Regions from separate parts of the Mus musculus genome. Here regions 2 and 3 are each linked to region 1. The links are chromatin contacts, found by Hi-C or POLR2A ChIA-PET in ENCODE. All regions are on one chromosome and are shown on one strand. Each heading gives the region's core, a stretch centred on a gene start or an enhancer-like site at or near the end of the contact. The rest is flanking DNA. Distances are from core to core; before and after follow the strand shown.

What was found. A loop is a pair of places that touch in the nucleus more often than their neighbours do. ChIA-PET counts read pairs that join two places held with the same protein, here RNA polymerase II (POLR2A).
Region 2: a map of gastrocnemius shows a loop between it and region 1 (4-fold over the local background). The contact joins the promoter of B3gat3 here to the promoter of Eef1g in region 1. A Hi-C loop is called at or near these places in 3 of 37 maps with a recorded cell type or tissue (T-helper 2 cell, gastrocnemius and heart). POLR2A ChIA-PET finds 5 or more read pairs at or near these places in 4 of 5 experiments (Patski and embryonic stem cell).
Region 3: POLR2A ChIA-PET joins it to region 1 with 11 read pairs in Patski. The contact joins the enhancer-like site here to the promoter of Eef1g in region 1. POLR2A ChIA-PET finds 5 or more read pairs at or near these places in 4 of 5 experiments (Patski and embryonic stem cell).

Annotation. Positions count from the first base shown.
Region 1 is chr19:8,965,330-8,968,859 of GRCm38, forward strand. Eef1g (eukaryotic translation elongation factor 1 gamma) reads left to right here and starts at 1,712. Exons shown (of 10, transcript NM_026007.4): 1 at 1,712-1,896; 2 at 2,887-3,045. The coding sequence starts at 1,885. It overlaps Tut1 (terminal uridylyl transferase 1, U6 snRNA-specific), which reads left to right. Exons shown (of 9, transcript NM_197993.3): 9 at 1-881. The coding sequence ends at 831.
Region 2 is chr19:8,918,778-8,922,698 of GRCm38, forward strand. It overlaps B3gat3 (beta-1,3-glucuronyltransferase 3 (glucuronosyltransferase I)), which reads left to right and starts at 1,616. Exons shown (of 5, transcript NM_024256.2): 1 at 1,616-1,871; 2 at 3,029-3,203. The coding sequence starts at 1,790. It overlaps Gm36629 (a long non-coding RNA gene), which reads right to left and starts at 3,065. Exons shown (of 3, transcript XR_003952913.1): 1 at 2,973-3,065; 2 at 2,832-2,883; 3 at 1-2,540.
Region 3 is chr19:9,020,630-9,024,741 of GRCm38, forward strand. It overlaps a transcript of Ahnak not described here. Among named protein-coding and RNA genes, the nearest start is that of Ahnak, 33 kb to the left of the region's middle. Within about 2 kb of position 2,587, at least 1 of the 3 ENCODE cell types and tissues checked has a DNase peak (open chromatin) inside an H3K27ac peak, as active enhancers do.

The DNA.
Region 1 (3,530 bases), core at 462-2,961:
CTGCTCCCGCTTTTGCAGCCCAGCTCCCCTAGCTCCCTGCTGTCTGCCAAGCTCATCCCCTTACCCTCTGCCCCCTTTCCACAGGTCATTATGGCTTTGGTGGATGTGTTAAGGGAAGCACTAGGATGCCACATAGAACAGGGAACCAAGAGACGACGGTCAGAAGGTGCCAGAATTAAAGACTCTCCCTTGGGAGGGGTGAACAAAAGACAGAGACTTGGTGGGCAAGAAAAGAGCTTCGAGGAAGGGAAAGAGGAGCCACAGGGATGTGCAGGGGACCACAGTGAAAATGAGGTAGAAGAAATGGTAATAGAGGTTCGAGAGACACCTCAGGACTGGGCCTTGTTGCACTCGGGACCACCAGAGGAGGAGTTGCCCCTGATGACTGCAAACTGTCTAGACAAGGCAGCTGAGCATAATCCCATGAAACCTGAAGTGGCTGGAGAAGGGTCTCAGGGTGAGACAGGGAAGGAGGCATCACACCCATCATCAGTGAGCTGGCGCTGTGCCTTGTGGCACCAAGTATGGCAGGGGAGGCGGCGTGCCCGGAGACGATTACAGCAACAAACCAAGGAAGAAGGTAGAGGAGGTCCCACCACAGGAGCAGAGTGGCTGGCAATGGAAGCTCGTGTGACCCAGGAACTAAAAGGACCCAATAGTGAGCAAGAGAGGCCGCCGGGGGAGCCCCTCCTCAGCTTTGTGGCATCTGCCTCCCAGGCTGAGCAGACACTCACTGTGGCCCCACTCCAGGACTCCCAAGGCCTGTTCCCTGGTCTTCATCATTTTCTACAGGGTTTTATCCCTCAAGCACTTAAAAATCTCCTCAAGTGAGGAACCAAACCTCAAAAACAATAAAGCTGCTAGTTTATTTCATACAGACATTTAATGTTCTTTTGCATACTCCCTCATAAGACCATTACGAGGTCTTTGTTTTCCTCCTGGTAACGCCTTTTTTCTTTGCCTCAATGTAGCTTCTGGCCTGACTACTCTAAAACAGTCCTATGACTTCCACTTCAGAGCTCTCCTTCCCACTTGCCAGCACTTTCCTAGGGAGTGCCACCTCCACGAGGCAAAGGCACTGATTTCTGAGAACAACCTTTGCCCACACGAGACTTGTCCTGCTGCTCCAGGTGATGGGAACCACAAATTTGGGTTTAGGGTTTGTCTTTTCTATCCTTTAACGTGAAAGAGAGTTCAAATTGCCCATAAGCTGGAGTCAAGATTTATTTTCAAATTTGGATATGTGTAAACTATTGTATCAGAACTGGGCTGCCTTACCCGACCCTCTGGGGCGCAGCCAAGCCTGAGTGGTGCTGGTGACGTGGCAAGTTGGTCCGTGCTGCTTTGTTGTGTAAGTTTTAACAGCACGGAGTTTAATCGGAGCAGACCTACTTTCAGATGTTTTCGGCCGTGGGCCCCAGCTGAACAGACAGACCCTTTACAGAAAAAACCCGAACAGGAACAAAAGGAATTCAGTAAATTGCCACCCCTTCCTTAAGGCAGTTCCTGTAGTTTGTCACGGGTTCCAGATACCAGCCTTCGAGGGGCGGTGCTTCCGCCGGGTTCTCACACTTTTCCCCTCCCTGGGTGAGCTCCGTCTCCTATCAGGCTTCCGATTGGTCGGCGACGCGGGCGGGGCAGGATCGTCCAGAGTTATACTACGCAGGCGCCCGCTCTCTGCGCTCCAGGCTGCGGGCCCCACCCCTCGCTTTTTCCAACTCAGCGGGGCTGTAGACGGAACTGTCGTGCGTATGCCTTTTATGCCGTCCTCGCTTTCCGGCCGCTGTTTCCACACTGCTCTCTCCTTTCCTCCTCCCTTGTCTCCTTTGCGGCTTACTTTGCGGCAGCACCGACAGCCCCACCCCCTTTCTCTGCGGAATCACCATGGCGGCTGGGGTAAGTTTGCCGGCTCCGGTGATTAGGGTCACCCTATCCACCGCCATCCTTTGCCTGAGTGGGGCCAGTCGGCGCCAGGGGAGTTTCAGACCCAAGCCGCGAGCCGATCTGGGGTTCACAAGCCGTACGGTCGGAGAGCATGGTTTCTAGGGCCTGGAGGGGAACTGAGGCTGGGGCTCAGAGGCTAGAGGTGGAACGTTCTGGGGTTGAGGAGAAAAAAGATGCTGGGTCTCCATTGTCTGGACCTTTAAAAAGTGTTTAACCTCACTGCCATTTTGAGGTGTGGCGTCTGAGCAGGTTGGTGGAACTTTTGCCACCGTTTTGTGGGACAACAACGAGGACGTGGAAAGGAGAGGGTCTTTGTGGGAAGGGGCGACTGGCACGTTGGGAGTTGACCTTCGGGGAGGTTTGGGAGCCAGAGGAATAAAGGGGGGGTGAAGTGAGCCCATATGGACCCTGCTGGTGAGATTTTAGTAGGGAGACAACTGGGAACTCACTGCAGGACAGGACCAGAGGGTTGCTAATTCGCCATGTGCAAAGAAAGGCATTTCAGGAAGAATAACTGATGAACATTAGAATTCAGCGTGTCGATTCTGAGGGGAACTTTGAAATCCCTTGGTCTGTGTGTGTGCTTTTGAAGTGATAGCAGCCTGGAAGTAGTTAGACTCCGGGTCACCGCCAATGAATGAAACAAGGGTTCTGGGAGAGATGGGTGTGAGTGTTCGTGTGTTTAGGCAGATGGGACCAGAAGTTTTGAAGGGAAGAATGCCTCTAGAGATGTCCTTAAGAGAGGTCACATCTGTCGGTAAGCTTTATTTAGCAGCTGGGATGTTCTTCTTGGTATTTCAGAGGACTCTGATTACATGGGGCATACTCGGTTCACTAGGAGTGAATCTAAGCTGTGCACATTGGAATTGCATGGAAGTGTGCGTGGGGAGTGGCATTCAGGGTTCCTTGCCTCTAGTCCATCCTTCACCCTTTCTCTTGTAGACCCTGTACACATACCCTGAAAATTGGAGGGCCTTCAAGGCCCTCATCGCTGCTCAGTACAGCGGGGCTCAGGTCCGCGTGCTCTCCGCACCACCCCACTTCCACTTTGGCCAAACCAACCGCACCCCTGAATTTCTCCGAAAATTTCCTGCCGGCAAGGTGAGTGGGGAAGCATCTGGGATCTCTAGAATTCCATTATTCTGGAGATGGCCCCCATGGTGTGTGTGTGTGTGTATTTATTTATATATATATTTTTTTAAAGAAATTTTAAGGGGCTAGGAATGTAACCTATTAAAGCCTCTGAACTTGACTGCCCAAAGGAAAAAAATAATTTTGAAAGCTCCCGGAGACCGAGGCAGGGAGATTGTGTGAAGCAAGCCTATAAGTATAGTAAGATCCTGTCTCCATTGTAATTATGAAGTTCCATTGTATTCACAGCTGTTCAGTGACTGTCAGGAGTTCCAGGCCTGGTTTATATTTGTAGGATAAAATGTATTTTCACCAGGTGTTATCTGTATGTATGTACTAAGTATGTCTTGAGAGTTGGATTCTTACCCCATAGAGCATGAGTAGAGCTAAATATCCAAATCTAAATATAGAGGCAAATGCTAAGTCTGGATGGCACCTAATGATTTGGGCAGTGA
Region 2 (3,921 bases), core at 366-2,865, 47 kb before region 1:
TTTCTTTCTTTCTTTCTTCCTTTCTTCCTTTCTTCCTTTCTTCCTTTCTTCCTTTCTTCCTTTCTTCCTTTCTTCCTTTCTTCCTTTCTTCCTTTCTTTCTTTTTTGAGACAGGGTTTCTCTGTATAGCTCTGGCTGTCCTGGAACTCACTCTGTAGACCAAGCTAGAACTCTGAAATCTACCTGCCTCTGCCTCCCAAGTGCTGAGATTAAAGGCGTGTGCCACCATTGCCATGCTGACCATCTTGAGATATAGTGGAGTTTACCTCCACTTTCAATGTTGTCCAGGAATTGCGGACATGTACCACTACCCCAGGTTTTTTTGGTGATAGAAACTAGTGCACATGCTGGCCAGTGGTGGTGTATGCCCCTTAAATCCCAGCAGAGGTAGACAGATCTCTTGAGTTTGCCTAGCTAGCAAAGTGAGTTCCAGAACAGTCAGGGTGGTTAAATAGAGAAACTGAAACCTTGTTTTGGGCGGGGATGGGGGTTTGGGGGTAGGGGTGGGACAAAGAAAAACTGCATATTAGACAAGCTACTTCCTGGACTAAATATGTAAATTGTTACATATCCGTGAATAAAGTATCATTGTTGTAGTGTAGACTTGGTACCCACTTTTAGCTCTGTAGTCACTTGCTGAAGAGAGGTGACCCTGAAGAAACTACAGCTCGTGGAGCGGAAAATCTAGAAGGAACTTTTAAAAATTGTCCCATGGTAATGACATAATTTTGGCCTAAAATTGGAAGGCTGATGAGATGGTTCAACAGTTAGAGCACCAAACCTGAGGTCCCAAGGCTAAAACTCCAAAGTCCTCTGGTCCTCACGAACATGTGTAACTGTTTTCAAATCCTATTTTTAATGATGATTCTTAAACACTTTAACCTCCCTTGTAGTCCACCACCCACCAGAGGTTGTGGAAAATGAAAGATACGGGGGATGTGGACATGTTTAGAAAGATTCTTTGGAGTAGCTTTTGTCTGTTGTCTGGAAATCTGCAGTTCACTTCACAGGCTAGCAGTGGCAGCTTGATCCACTCAGACATTTCATGAATCTATCAGCAGTTCAGTTCGGTAGAGTAGGGATAGCGAACACGAAGCAGCGGTGGCACAACCTAACAGACAACCAGGACAATCAGCACAAAGCAGGAGGGACCAGCAGGAATGCCATTAGAAAACATTTACATCACAACTCCTAACGGCAAAATTACAGTTTTGAAGTAGCAACAAAATGAATTTTATGATGGGGAGGATGCCAAATCATGAGGAACTGTATTAGAGGGTCCCAGTATTAGGAAGATTGAGAATCACTGGAAACGACCTAGCCAAGCACCTGGTGCGTTTTAGATTTCACTCATTGGTTGAACAAGTAATGAACAACCGTTTCTTTAAGCAGCCAATGCTGAGGCTGAAGGATGGTTGAGTGAGTCTAGAAAACTCAGTGACAAGGGTGGAGCTTGTGCTCAATTGGGAGCTTCAAGATGATTATAGAGCTAGGCCACACAAGCTCTTGGTCAGCCTGCCACGACCGCTTGACCCAGCGGATATAGCGTCAACGCCCTGAATGGCCTACCAGGAGGCGGGACCGGAAGCTGCCTGTGGGAGGGACGCCACTAGCCGGAAGTGGTCCCAGGTGTCGCTCAGAGTCCCGCGTTCCCGGGAACTAGTAAGGGAGCCTGGGGAAGGCGGGGCGCGGCCCGGGCGGCCGGGGCGGGGCCGGCGGGAGGGCGGAGGGCCGGGCGGACCTGTCCCTGCCGGTCCCGGTGGACCCCGCCTGCCCCGGTGGCACCGGCCATGAAGCTGAAGCTGAAGAACGTGTTTCTTGCCTACTTCCTGGTGTCGATCGCCGGCCTCCTCTACGCTCTGGTGCAGCTCGGTGAGCGGGGCGGGGCGGGGCGGTGTGCGGAGGGCCGGCCCAAGGCGCTGGGGATGAGACCCGCAGACAGCGGCTTCCCGCTCGCTCAGCCCTCGGGACAGCCCTCGGTGACCCCTTGTGTAGAACTCTCGGCAGTCTGCAACTCCGCGGATACCGGTCAAGCCCCAAATGACCCCGCCGCCGCCAAGCAACCTATTTTCCACCCTCCCCTTGCTCTGCCTCTCAGACCGGCTTGCTGATAGGTTTTTGAGAACCCCCTGGTTCATTGTCCCCTCCAGCTTTTGACCAGCTGTGCTCTCCCCACCTCCAGGCCATCTATTTCTCATCCTGGTTTTAGGCCAGATGTCACATCAGGACTTCCCTGACCACCTTAGCTCAAGTAACCCTTATTAGTCTTGATCTCTTTTAATTTTCTAAGTGGCCCATATCACAATTTGTAATGACTTTATTAGTGTCTACCTCTTCCACTAAAGTAGCTAGGGAGTAGGGACTGCCCCCCCCTTTTATTCAATAAATATTTGTCGTGTAATGGAATCTGTGAACTTACTGACAAGTCAGTGGTCACGTGACCACGGAGCGCCTTGAATCCAGCCTTTTATGTGGGAGCTTGGTAAACGCTTTTCAGGTAGTGCCATTACAGGAGAGCCTCTAGTTCAGACTGTTATATTCCTTATGTGTGGAAGGTAAAATTAGGATCAGAAGGTAGAAAGGACAGAAAGGCTGACAGATAATCGTCGAAATGTACTAGTGAAAATAGTGGCAGGGCTGAGGGTGTAGCACAGTGGTAGAACACTCACAAGTGTAAGGCCCTGGGTTGGAGCCCCAGCAAAGAAAAATAGAGTGACAGATGGAACTGGTTAAAATTGAAGAGTTGAATGTTGTGGCACACCGTTTGGGAAACAGGTCAGTGGGTTAAAGGTCTGAGGTCAGTCAGCTTGGAGCCATTATAGCAAGACCTACCTTAAAACAGTAACACAGTAACAGTGAAAGGTGAAGAGTCTCTGACACCATTCTAAAAAAAAAAAAAAAAGCAAGTTACAAGGGAATTTCTGTATTGGCTAGGAATTAAAAAGAATTGGCCTGGGTTTTTGAACTACTTACTATCCTGTGGTTCTCTGTCACAACTTGCTCACCCTGTTGGTGCTTCCTGGTACCAGGCCAGCCTTGCGACTGCCTCCCTCCGCTTCGAGCTGCAGCTGAGCAGCTTCGGCAGAAGGACCTGAGGATATCCCAGTTGCAAGCTGATCTCCGTCGCCCACCCCCTGTCCCAGCCCAGCCCCCTGAACCTGAGGCCCTGCCTACTATCTATGTCATTACCCCCACCTACGCCAGGTACGGCTCTGGTACACTCAGGAGCTCTGTATTGAACAGGAAGAGGGTTAATGATGAATCTGGGGAGGCACTGAAGTATGGGGTGATGCTTAAACTAGAGCTTGCCAAATGTTATGAAAAGTGATCCGCATCTTTAGTCAGGTTTGTGGGAAAATGTCTTTTTCCTTTAAAAATAGACAAAGGAGTATTAGGAAGTAGATTACCGAGTTATTGCAAAACTTTAACGACAATTAAGTGTGAAAGAAAATTTGAGCTTGCCATTGAATGAACTCTTCTTAGGAATCTTTTGGTTAGACTGTCTCAAAGCTAACACACACACACAAATACTCAACAACAAAACCAACAAACAAACAAAACCCCAAAAATTTCTGATTAAATTTAGAAAACAGGGCTAAGCAGGTTTAGTCAAATCCTTCCTTCCTTCCTTCTTTCCTTCCTTCCCTCCTCCTCCTCTTTCTCCTCCTCTTCTTCCTCTTCCTCTTCCTCCTCCTCTTCCCCCTCCTCCTCTTCCTCTTCCTTCTCTCTCTCTCTCTCTCTCTCTCTCTCTCTTTCTTTTTTAGAGTCAAAATCTTGTTTAATACTGAGAAAACCCATTTTGAAGTGTGGTTTGGGACCAGCAGCCAAAAAGCCCTTCTGTCACCATGTCTTCAGCATACCTTCCTGGACTCATTAACTTACACCACCAGCAGCTCCTTGAGCATCAAACTGATGTTAACCA
Region 3 (4,112 bases), core at 1,337-3,836, 56 kb after region 1:
TTGTTTTCTGACCTACAGATAGACCGCCAGCCAGCCATCCAGACAGACAGATGCATGCAAGACACATACAGAGGGAAGATAATTTCCTCAGGGAAACAAAGTTTTCTCTCAATTTTGCAGAGAGCCAGAAGGGACAAAGACACTGCAGAGTTCCTGGGGCCTGCAAAAGAGTACTGGCCTGGGAGTCACTGAGTTAATCTCCCGTGTTGGGTCCATTAGGGTCCACTGTGAACCTCTATTTACTTCCTGGTAATGTGGATGGAGCATTTGGAGTCTCTAAGGTCCTTCCCAGACCCAATAGTCCATGATGCCCTTGGAAGCAGACTGAAGAGTGGTGTGGATGGACCATTTTGGGTGAAAAGCAAGGTGTGATTGTAACACTGAGTAATTATTTTTCCTGTGTGACATTGTCTGAAATGTTCTGAGGCATGTCAGTGTTGAAGTGTAGCTGAGTCTCCAGCTTCCCAGACCAAAATGGACAGCCTCCACCGGGACTCACACATGGCTAATGCACACATCCTACTTCAGGGTACCATCTGAGCTGTGAAGTTAGGAAATACAACCAGAGGGCTCAGCTAAGCATGCAACTAAAGGTGTTGGTCCTTTCCTTCATCCTTCCTTCCTTTTATCTTCTCTCTTTCCCTTACCTCCACCCCTACCCCATCCCCAGATCTCACTTTGTGTCCTTGACTAGCCTGAAACTCATTATATAGACCAGGCTGACCTCAAACTCTCAAAGAACCACCTGCTTCTGCCTCCTGGGTTCTGGGATTAAAGGTGTGCACACCACTTCTGTCTTTTCTCATTCTTTTTAAACTATGCACACTTTAAATTAAAATCTTCAGAGAAATTGCAAGAATAATATGTTGATGCACATATACATGGCACTTGTGTTCTCCTCCCCCTCCCTCCTCCACTCCAAACCCTCCTCCTCCTCTTCCTCTTTGGAGGACAGGGTTTCTCTGTGTAGCCCTGGCTGTCCTGGAGCTCACTCTGTAGACCAGGCTGGCCTCAAACTCAGATCTGCCTGCTTCCTGAGTGCTGGGAACAAAGGTGTGTACCATCTTTAGGGGTGTTCTCCAATTCTTAACACTTTCCTCCCTTACTTTAATCTCTCTCCATATAGATATTATAATCACTTAATTTTTGTTGAATTGGTCAAGAGCTCACTACAGATGTCACAGCACTTTAACCCATAAGTGCTTCACTGTGTGCGGACACTTTCTTATGCAACTCTAATATAATGATTACATTTAGTAAGTCTTTTTTTTTTTTTTTAAGATTTTATTTATTTATTATATGTAAGTACACTGTAGCTGTTTTCAGACACACCAGAAGAGGGCGTCAGATCTCGTTACGGATGGTTGTGAGCCACCATGTGGTTGCTGGGATTTGAACTCTGGACCTTTGGAAGAGCAGTCGGGTGCTCTTACCCACTGAGCCATCTCACCAGCCCCCTACATTTAGTAAGTCTTACTTCGATCTATCATTCATATCATCCATTCTTAAGTTTCTTGCTTATCCCTGTAGTTTCCTTAACAGAGCTGACCTTTTGTCCCAGCTAGGCTTCTGAGTCCCCCTTGGAATTGTGTTCTCTTCTCCATGATTTCAATCTATTATTTTGCTTTGTTTTTAATGCTGTCTCTAGCACAGAGTCTTATACTTGTTACCTAGGTTGCCCTGAAACTCCCTGTGTATGATTGGCTCACACTAATGCTGATCCTCTTGCCTCAGGCTCTCCAATTCTGGGATTACAGGTGTGAGCCACTATTTCTTCAACCTAGAAGGTCTCACTATGTAACTCAGGTTGGCCAGAAGGTCCTTCTGTAGTTCAGGCTGACCTCAAACTCACAATGCTTTTGCCTTAGCCTTCCAAAGCTATGACTACAAGTGCATACAACGACCCCAGCAGCTGCAATATCTTTTCCTTTTAAAAAATATTTAATGTGTGTATGAGTGTATGAGTATGAGTGAGTGACTGTGTGTCTGAGTGTGGGAGACATGGCTCAAGTGTGGAAGACAGAGGACAAACCTTGGAACATGGGATCTTTGGTCTTGAGGATCGAACTCATGTCCTTAGGCTTGGCAGCAAGTACTTTTACTTGCTCCCCTCTTGCTGGCCTGGCATTGATCCTTTTGAAGGGTATGGAGCCAGTTGTTTTGTAGCAATATCCCTTTGTGTGATGTGTCTGATGCTGTTCCTTATGATCACATCAGGTGGCACCTTTGCGGGTAGGACACTCATAGAAGTAAATGTTAGGTGCCTTTTAGCTCATCCTTCTGAAGGCATGTGAGTGTACTAGTGCCAATTAAGTAGGAGCTTGCCAGACTTCTTCCTTGTAATCTTGCCATGTTTTCCCTTCAGAATTAACAAGTAAATCTAAGTTTTCAAGCGAGAAGTCCAAGTTTGGGCAAGTTTATTTCGCAAGTGCACTCTGGAGGCTGGTGGCATGCTTGGCCTTGGCGTGATCTCTGGTTGGGGATTTTGAAAGTGGGGCTCTGGCCTAGGGCTTTGCAGCACACAGCAGCTTTCTGTCTTTGCTCACGAGGACAAAGAATTCTGTGCATGAATGCTTGCCACAGAGCTGGGAATACCAGGAGCTGTTTACCAGCCTCTGGATCACCCTGTGGCGTCAGGCAGCTTCAGGGGCCTCCTGAGGCTGAATGCTCCCTGCAGAGTAGCAGCCTTGTGCCACAGCAAATGTGTGGGGGAACATTCTGCCCAGGAGGGCGGTTTCGTTTCCCCATAAATGCCTCTGTTTTTTTCCACAACAAGTTTGAGGTCTGGCCAGCACAGAAAGACTTCCCGGTAGGACGGTTGAGGTTGGAAAGGGTTACAGATGAAGAACCCTTCTTTTTTTTTTTTTTTTTTTTTTTTTTTAAATTTTTGGACAGACTTTTAGTGCACAAGTGCTTTATCTTCAGGACATTTCACACTGTGTTCTCAGCTCCACCCAGGAAAGTAGGCACTACCCACTCCATCTCACAGTCCAGAGAGGTGAGGCTCTACTCAGAGCCTAGAAGGGATGATCCTGCCTAGGGAAATCAAAGCTTTCAGATTTTAGAAACTAAATTGTTTTTCCTCCCCCTTGATAGTTTCCTGAAGGAAGGGGGAGTTTCGGGGGGCGGGGGGGGGCATAAAAAATCTCTTGAAATCTGTAGATCTTAGACATTTTCTTGTCTCAGAAAGTATTAAGGGAATAATAATAAAAACTAGAGCCAAGCATGGCGACACATGCCTTTAATCTCAGCACTGGGGAGGCAGAAGCAGGTGGATTCTCTGTGAATGCTAGGTCAGCCTGGTCTATATAGTTGAGTGTCCAGCTAGCCAAGGTTGCATAGTGAGAACCTGTCTCAAAAAACAAACAAACAAACAAACAAACAAACAAACAACTAATAACTGGGGATGGAGAGATGGCTCAGTAGTTAAGAACACTTATTGCTCTTGTAGAGGTCCTGGATTCAGTTCCAGCACCCACATGGCCACCTACAACCAGCTGCAGTTCCAGTTCCTGGGGATCTGACACCCTCTTCTGACCTCCAGGGCCTCATGTATGCATATGGCGCACATATGCACATGAAGTTTCACACTCATACACATACATTAAAAAACGAAATCTTGGGACTCAGAGGTTAATATTCTTCTGGAAGATCTCAGCTCAGTTCCCACAAGTTGGCTCACAATGACCCAAAACTCTAGTTTCTCATCTGATATACATCTTGGCCTCTTAGGGCACCAGGGACACGTGTGCTATGCATACATATAATATTGCAACATAATCATACACATTAAATAATTTAAAAAATAGCTATTTTTTAAAAACTATTTTTAAGTTATTTAAAAATAGCTATCAAATGCTGGGTGGTGATGGTGCACACCTTTAATCCTAGCACTCAGGAGACATAGGCAGGTGAATCTTTGAGTTAGAGGCCAGCCTGGTCTATAGATTGAGTTTCAGGTTGACCAGGGCTACACAGAAAAATCCTGACTTGAAAAACCATTAAGCCGGGCTGTGGTGGTGCACACCTTTAATCCCAGCACTTGTGGGGCAGAGGCAGGCAGATTTCTGAGTTCGAGGCCAGCCTGGTCTACAAAGTGAGTTCCAGGATAG